2 separate regions of the Mus musculus genome follow, and region 1 is linked to region 2. A link is a contact called in ENCODE POLR2A ChIA-PET data. All regions are on one chromosome and are shown on one strand. The core of a region is the stretch at or near the end of the contact, and the rest is flanking DNA. Distances in the headings are between cores, read along the strand shown. Region 1 holds the start of Rps15 (ribosomal protein S15). Region 2 holds the start of Pwwp3a (PWWP domain containing 3A, DNA repair factor).

Region 1 (4,056 bases), core at 461-2,960, 66 kb after region 2:
CTTTCTTGTTTTGTTTTGTTTTTATCCAGACAGGGCTTCCCTGTGTAGCCCTGGCTGTCCTGGAACTCACTCTGTAGACCAGGCTGGCCTTGAACTCAGAAATCTGCCTGCCTCTGCCTCCCAAGAGCTGGGATTAAAGGTGTGTGCCACCACCGCCCGGCCCAAGGGAGTATTCTCTTTTTTTTTTTTTTTGGTTTTTCGAGACAGGGTTTCTCTGTATAGCCCTGGCTGTCCTGGAACTCACTTTGTAGACCAGGCTGGCCTCAAACTCAGAAATCCACCTGCCTCTGCCTCCAGAGTACTGGAATTAAAGGCGTGCGCCACCATGCCCGGCTTGGTTTTTTCACATGATGTTTCTCTATGCAGCCCTGGCTGTCCTGGCCACTACTGTCCTACCTCTCCTCTCTCTTTAAAGACAGGGATGGTCTTTCTATGCATCCCTGGCTGGCCTGGAATTCACAGACCGCTCTGCCTTCTGTGTGCTACACGTGCCTCTGCTGGACTTTGCTACTTCGTGGGCTTCTTTTTCTTCCATCCTTCTCCACCTTTTTCCTCCTAGCCTTCCAACCCCCAACACTAGATAAGAGAGAAAATGTTGGAGCTGGGCGTGGTGGTGCACACCTTTAATCCCAGCATTTGGGAGGCAGAGGCAGGCGGATTTCTGAGTTCAAGGCCAGCCTGGTCTACAGATTGAGTTCCAGGACAGCCAGGGCTACACAGAGAAACCCTGTCTTGAAAAACAAAACAAAACAAAACAAAAATAGAAAATGCGGCTTCCTTTCCAACATTCATTCATATTCTCTCTCTCTCTCTCTCTCTCTCTCTCTCTCTCTGGTTTTTCGTTTTTTGAGATAGGGTTTCTCTGTGTAGCCCAAGAGCTGGGATTAAAGACAAAGACTTGCCGGGCGTGGTGGCACACGCCTTTAATCCCAGCACTTGGGAGGCAGAGGCAGGTGGATTTCTGAGTTAGAGGCCAGCCTGGTCTACAAAGTGAGTTCCAGGACAGCCAGGGCTATACAGAGAAACCCTGTCTCGAAAAAACAAAACAAAAAAAAGACAAAGACTTGTGCCATCACACCTGGCTTCTATTTTATTATAAAACGAAACACTCACTGGGTCAGGGAGTCTAAAGCCAAGTCCCAGGATGGTGGAAAGAGAGCACTGATCTCTCCAAGTTGTCTTCTAATTAACCACTCACTTTTGAGGTGGTAGGCTCACACATCCCACAAGAAAAGCAGACAGCCTGGAGGTGGTAGCTCACGCCTTTAATCCCAGCACTTGGGATTAGCCTCTGGCCAGCCTGTTCTACAGAGCGAGTTTCAGGACAGCCAGGCCTACACAGAGTCCCTGTCTTGAACCTCCGTCTCCCCCAAAAATGTATGTATATATTTTGCTATTAGGAATCATAATTGTAAATATCTGATATGCAGGATATCTGATATGCCACCTCCAAAGAGGCTGTGACCCACGGGTTGAGAATCACTGCTTGAGACCTTGTACATGAGAGAGGCAGAAACACAGAGACAGAGAAGACAAAGAAAACCAGGGACAGAGAGACAGACACACTAACAAAAACCCCAAAGGGAGCCACGCCCCTCCGGAGGGTAGCGGCGCTTTTGCTCTGGCCTCCGGACAGCGGGGGGCAATGGCGAGTATCCGCAGAGCGGAAGCTGTTGAGCGGTGGAGGCGGGCCCTCCCGGCAGAGCTCGCGATAACTGCGCAAGCGCAGCCCGTACTTCCTTTTCCGAGTAACCGCCAAGATGGTGAGTATTCGTGCACGGCGGTCTGTGCTCCCGGGTATCCGTCGCCATCCTCCCGGGGCCCTTTCGCAAGACTCTGGACTCGCTGCCTGGGGATGTAGCGATGTGCTCGGGTGCCCGGAGACTGCGGATGGCGGGTGCGGAAGGGCCCGGATGGCTGCGGGCGGCCGCGGGGCTGTGTGTCCCCTCGCCCGTCCGCCGTAGCTTAGAGGAGCGCGGCTCGCGCAGCTCAGGTCCCTGGGCTCCCGGGTAAGGTTGCCGAGCCCCTGCTAACCCCGACTCGCGCTCACGCAGGCCGAAGTGGAGCAGAAGAAGAAGCGCACCTTCCGCAAGTTCACCTACCGTGGCGTAGACCTCGACCAACTGCTCGACATGTCCTAGTAAGAGGCCCCGTCACCTTAGTCCCGCCGGGTCGCTGGCCCGTTTGTACATTTTCCTTTTCTGTGGGTGGTGCTGGAAATAGAGCCAGAACCTTTGCACATGTCACATGGGAGAGGCAAGGAAGGGTCTCGAGTGCCGGGCAATGGTGGCGCACGACTTAATCCCAGCACTTGGGAGGCAGAGGCAGGGGAATTCTGAGTTCGAGGCCAGCCTGGTCTGCAGAGCGAGTTCCAGGACAGCCAGGGCTACACAGAGAAACTCTTGAGTCGGAAAAAAAAAAAGGGACCCGTGTAGCCCAGGCTCTCCTCGAACTCCTGATCCTCTCAACCTCCCTAATGTTTGGGTCACCATCACGGTGCAGAGCATCAAACTCGGGGCGTCCTAGCCTCCTAGGCAAGCGCTCTAGATTGTGACCTCAACTCGGCCCCTGCTACAGTTGTGCAGTGTTCGACAGTCTTATGTAGACAGAACTACCTTGCCTCAGTCTCCCGCTGACTGGGCTCACAGGCCTCCCTGTGACCTTGGGGAAAATCAACCACGGATAGGTAATTTGTCTGGGTGGGCTGTCAAAGGAAAAGGTTTGATCTCGGCTTACGTCACTGCCTGTGGAAGCTGGTGGATTCATTTTAGAGGGTTGTGCCCTGAAGGTTGACGGCAGTGCTATGGAGGACTTGTCTTTAGTGAGCTCCCGGCATGTTCCTTTCTGGGTGTGAAAGAAATGGAGCAGTGCTGGCGCAGCATGCTGTCCCCGGGTCTCCAAACCACCCCCTTCTCCCACAGTGAGCAACTGATGCAGCTGTACAGCGCCCGCCAGAGGAGGCGCCTGAACCGTGGTCTTCGGCGGAAGCAACACTCACTGCTCAAGCGCTTGAGAAAGGCCAAAAAGGAGGCACCACCCATGGAGAAGCCTGAGGTGGTGAAGACGCACCTGAGGGACATGATCATCCTGCCGGAGATGGTGGGTAGCATGGTGGGCGTGTACAACGGCAAGACCTTCAACCAGGTGGAGATCAAAGTGAGTTGTGGTCCGGGAGTGGCTGGGTGGGTGGCTTTTCTCTGTGCCAAAGCTGCTCACACCACTCTGCTTCCTCCTCTCAACCTGCAGCCAGAGATGATCGGCCACTACCTGGGCGAGTTCTCCATCACCTACAAACCCGTGAAGCACGGCCGGCCCGGGATCGGTGCCACCCACTCCTCCCGATTCATCCCCCTCAAGTAGCCGAGGCCAATAAAGACTGGTTTTGGTCCCTGGATTCTGGGTTTTTGTTTTTTTTCTGGGGATTGGGTTGGTCCCTGTGTGTGGAACCTGGAGCCTTTTGGGTGGCTGTCACAGTCCACCAGAATGAAGGTGAACAGTTACATGTAAGGGGCTCACGTCCATGTCCACGTCATCTCTGCTGCAGTCTCCGCTTTCAAGCTGCCCAGCATGCACGGCAGAGCTGAGCATCAGGAAGGGCAAGGGGCTGCTCCCTGGGTTTGGGTCTTGGGGGGGGGAACTGCAGTGACAGTGGACACACAAGGGGACCTGCTGCAGCCTGCGTAAGGGTGCTTCTTTTACCTGGAGCTTCATTCTGTGACCTGGGATAGCACGTGTTCTGGAAGACCTCAAGCATGTCACCAAAGCCTATGCTGGCAGTGTGACAGGCTTAGCCTCCTACTTGTGGAATGCTGACACAATTGACATCTGCAGTGGAGAGAACCCCTGGCCTGTTTCTAAGGCAGGCTTTCTTTGAGTTCACCAGGCTGGCTTCAGGCCCTGGTGCTGGGACCAATTACAGGCACCATGTTCAGTGGCTTGTTTTCCTTAGTCTGTCGGCCTGGAACTTGCGTCCACCTGCATCTGGCATGCTGAGACTAAAGGCTTGCAGCCTTGTTAGTAAACATTTTCCCTCTGGGAATGTGAGGCAGGGTTTTC
Region 2 (3,778 bases), core at 119-2,618:
CCCCTCCACCACGCATAACCTCCAAGCTTATGCAGACCAGTAATGCTTGGTGGTGACAATGTGACAATCCTCACTTCAAGAGAATTACCTGAGAATCAGTGGCCTAGAACACACACACACTGCCCACTTTGGCCAGTGCTGTCAGGAGACCCTAGTACTGCCATCTAAGCTTCTGGGCCTGGGATTCCTGACCCCATGTCACTTGTGGCACAAGCCACCATCCTAATGACACCCAGGGTGCAGGCCCGTCATCTCACCTCTGTGGCCAACAACAACACTTGTTCTCCATCTGTAATAAGCACAGTAGAAAAACACTTAGGTTGGAGAGATGGCTCTTCCAGAGGATGGAGGTTCAAATCCCAGCACCCACGTGGCCCCTCACAACTTCCTGTAGTACTCCAAGATCTGATGGCTTCACACAGACATGCATGCAGGCAAACGCCAATGCGCATGAAATGGGAATAAGTAAACCATTTTAAAAAGGAAAAACAGTCATGAGAGACCAGGTCAGTGACATTGCTCAGGTGAGCAGCCTAACTGCCTTAGTTAAGAATTTGAGTGTGAACCTCACCTGCAGTGGTGGCACACGCCTTTAATCCCAGCATTTGGCAGGCAGAGGCAGGTAGAGTTTGAGGCCAGCCTGGTCTCTACAAAGTGAGTACCAGGACAGCCACAGCTATACAGAAAGATCCTGTCTCAAAAAAACAAAAACAAAAACATTTGTCGGCAGCCAAACTGGAAACTTCCAGTTCTAGAAAAGTCCATGGATACAGGTCCTGGATGCAGCCCCCCTCCCTCCCAGTCGCTGACTATGCTTGGGGACCTAGGTATGAGGCCATCTCACATTCTATTTTCCACTTCAGGACTTGGGCATCCTCACTGGATGGCTTTTTTTTTTTCCCACATAGGTGGGATAACTTCCTTCTGGGGTGGGAATCGGGTTACTTCGGAAGCTGGAAGGTACTAGAAGTCTGTGAGGAGCTCGTGAGGCCTTCGCCTTCCCAACCCCCCTCTGTCTTCGCATAGCTGCTCGCAGGCGGAAATCTGTCTGGAAAAAGGGCCCACTTTCCGTCTCAGGAACCATTGCAGGATGTAGGAAAACTGGGGCGTGGACTACGGGCTGAGGCGTGGTCTAGGGAGGCCGCCGCCGTCTGTGGGAGGGGCCATGATGTGAGCTCCATCTTCTTATTGGCCAGCAGCGGGGGGTGGGACTTGGAGCGGGCCTCCCGGTCTACCCTGCCTCGGGCCCAGGGGGAGCCCTCGCCGCGCACTCCACAAGTTGGGCAGGAGGGAAGGCGGTGGAGGGCGTGACCGATGGGCTGAGGCGTGGCCCGCAGGAGGTGGCGCGCTCTTGGGGGGCGGGGTCGAGGCGCAGGTACGCAGTTCCCATTGGGCGGCGGCGCGGGCGGGACTCGGCGCCGCTGTGAGGCAGGCCCCGCCCCTAGCCCGCGGGGATCTGCGCGGCGGCGGAGGCGGTGAGCGCGCGGGCTTGCGGCGGCGGTTGGCGGGCGGGCTTCCGCCGTTGGGACCGCCGCGGCCTGGTCGCTCAGGCTCGGACGCCGCGTCAGGCGGGCTGGGTGGGTGAGCCCGCTGCGGCCTGGGGAGGGCCGGGCGGGGTGCAGGCGGAGAGCCTGGGGAAGGGCGGCGGCTGGGCTGGACCAGCTGGGCCGCGTCCGGTTCTGCGCAGGGCCCACGTGCGGCCGAGGCCCCTGGGGGGCTGAGAACCTCGTTTCCTGGTGCAAACCCTGTGTTTCTGACCTAAGTCCCCTTCTCTGCAGCCTGAGCCCCATCCCTGCCGAGAGCCTCGTATTTCCGGCCTGATCCCTATCTTCTGCAGCCTGAACCCCGTATTTCCGGCCTTATATCTCTCTTCTGCAACCTGAGCCCCGAGTTTCCTACCTTATACCCCTTTTTTGCAGCCTGAACCCGTGTCCTTGCTAAGACCCCGAGTTTCCTGCTGGAGGCCCCTTATTGACCGGATACCTCGACCTCTGCAGTATCAACCCAACATTACACACATACACACACACACCCCGTGCCGCCTGAATCGTGAATTTACTGCTTGGTACCCTGTCTCAGCAGCCTGAATTTATGTCCTTGCTGAAAATTCTGGATTTCTTGCCTTATTTCTTCCCTTTGACCCCCTCTCTGCAGTCTAAGCCCCCAATTTGCTGCTCGAACCTTATCCCTGTTGTGAACTCTGAGTTTCATGTCAGAATCGCAGTCTCCGCGCCCAAACTCCCTCTAGCCTGACCTCCCATTCATTGCTGTAAACCCTATATTTCCTGCTGAACTCAAGTTTCTGCAGCTTGAATCTCAGTTCCTCTGTGAACCCCATCTTTGTTTCCCTACTGCAAACCCCACCTCTTTTACCTGACTCCTACCTGAACCTCTTTCTTTGCTATGGACATATTTGCTGCCCAAACCCCAGTCCTTGTTACCTGAGCCTCATCTTTTGTTGTCTGAGTTCCCATAACGCTGCAGAGCCCTTGTTATCTCCTGAAACCCCACCCTGCTTTAATGAACTCCCATCCTTGCTGGGAACCCTGTTCCCCCAACTCTGCTGCCTGTAATCCCTCTGGAAAACCTTTCCTGCTTCTACGATCCCTTCTACTACATAAACCCTTGTTTCTGCTGGTAGTTCCCTTGTTCCTGCCGTCCTTCCTGCTGCTTTGGTCCCCCTTCCCCCATCTTTCCATTTCTGTTCACAGCCCTGGCTGCTTCTGCCAGAACCCTGCATCTGTCCCTGTCCTTCCAGGGAATGGGGTATGTGGAGTGTGGTGTGTGCTGCAGCCACCCTTCAGGCCCGAGGCAGGGAGGGCTTGTGAGCTTTGCTGCTGCAGCATAGTTTGCGTGCAACCTTAAAGAGGGGATCTGTTAAATTTTATTTACAGAAAACAAGACATTTCCTCAAATTCCAGGGCCCTGCACTTGACTGTCACTTGGCTCTTTGCCCAACGTCTCAAGACCAGGCTCTGAATTGACCTGTGTCCTAGAAGCTGGGTGTGCGGCTAGCCTCTGCCCTGGAAGATTGTGTCTGTGTGAACCTCACTGCTGCAAGCAGCACCTTTCTAAAACACATTTCATTGCAGGGGACCTCTGGCCTCAGTCAAGCCTGTACCACCGCACGCCCAGATACTCCTTTCTGAGTCATGACGGATGCCAAGTATGTCCTCTGCCGATGGGGGAAGCGACTGTGGCCTGCGAAGGTGACAGCCCTTATTCTCTTAATTTCAGGAATTAGAAATGACTTTTGGTGACAATAAAGTCTTCATCAGGCTCTGTTCCTCAGAGTAACTATGAGAGAGAGCCGAGCCTGAATGCTCGGCACTGGGATCTGCTGGCACGAGTCCCAGGGTTCCCTCCACTCCAGGGGGTTTTGGTCTGGCGCTTAGGAGGCCCTAGATCCAGAATTGTCTTTAATTATTTCTCACACTAAGGGGGAAAAAAAAAAACAAAAAAAGAGTCATCTATAAAAAGGCTCAGAAGGCTGTGACCACAGGGAGTGCCTTGCTAGGAGCCCCAGACAGGAATAACTGTAGTGTTTGGGGTGTTCCTTCTAGCAAGTCAGAGGAAGTGCTGAGCTCCTGCCCTGTCCTGGGATGGCCTAGGGCTCCGGTGCCTCAGTTTATACTTGAATAAGAGTTCACATCAGGTCTCTGCTAATCCTGTGGCTGCCACCCGGGAAAGGCTCCCGCTGTCTGTCCCTCCACTGCCATAACAAGAGTTCTTTTTTATTTTTATTTCTACTTTTTTTACACTTAGGTTTTGGCCAGAA

Evidence for each region. ChIA-PET counts read pairs that join two places held with the same protein, here RNA polymerase II (POLR2A).
Region 1: POLR2A ChIA-PET joins it to region 2 with 14 read pairs in embryonic stem cell. The contact joins the promoter of Rps15 here to the promoter of Pwwp3a in region 2. POLR2A ChIA-PET finds 5 or more read pairs at or near these places in 4 of 5 experiments (Patski and embryonic stem cell).

The regions. Positions count from the first base shown.
Region 1 is chr10:80,290,721-80,294,776 of GRCm38, forward strand. It overlaps Rps15 (ribosomal protein S15), which reads left to right and starts at 1,711. Exons shown (of 4, transcript NM_009091.2): 1 at 1,711-1,763; 2 at 2,055-2,140; 3 at 2,922-3,156; 4 at 3,247-3,394. The coding sequence starts at 1,761. The coding sequence ends at 3,360. Gm30682 (a long non-coding RNA gene) reads right to left here. Exons shown (of 3, transcript XR_871874.3): 3 at 3,415-4,056.
Region 2 is chr10:80,225,230-80,229,007 of GRCm38, forward strand. Pwwp3a (PWWP domain containing 3A, DNA repair factor) reads left to right here and starts at 1,369. Exons shown (of 14, transcript NM_023431.5): 1 at 1,369-1,475; 2 at 3,093-3,209; 3 at 3,766-3,778. The coding sequence starts at 3,153.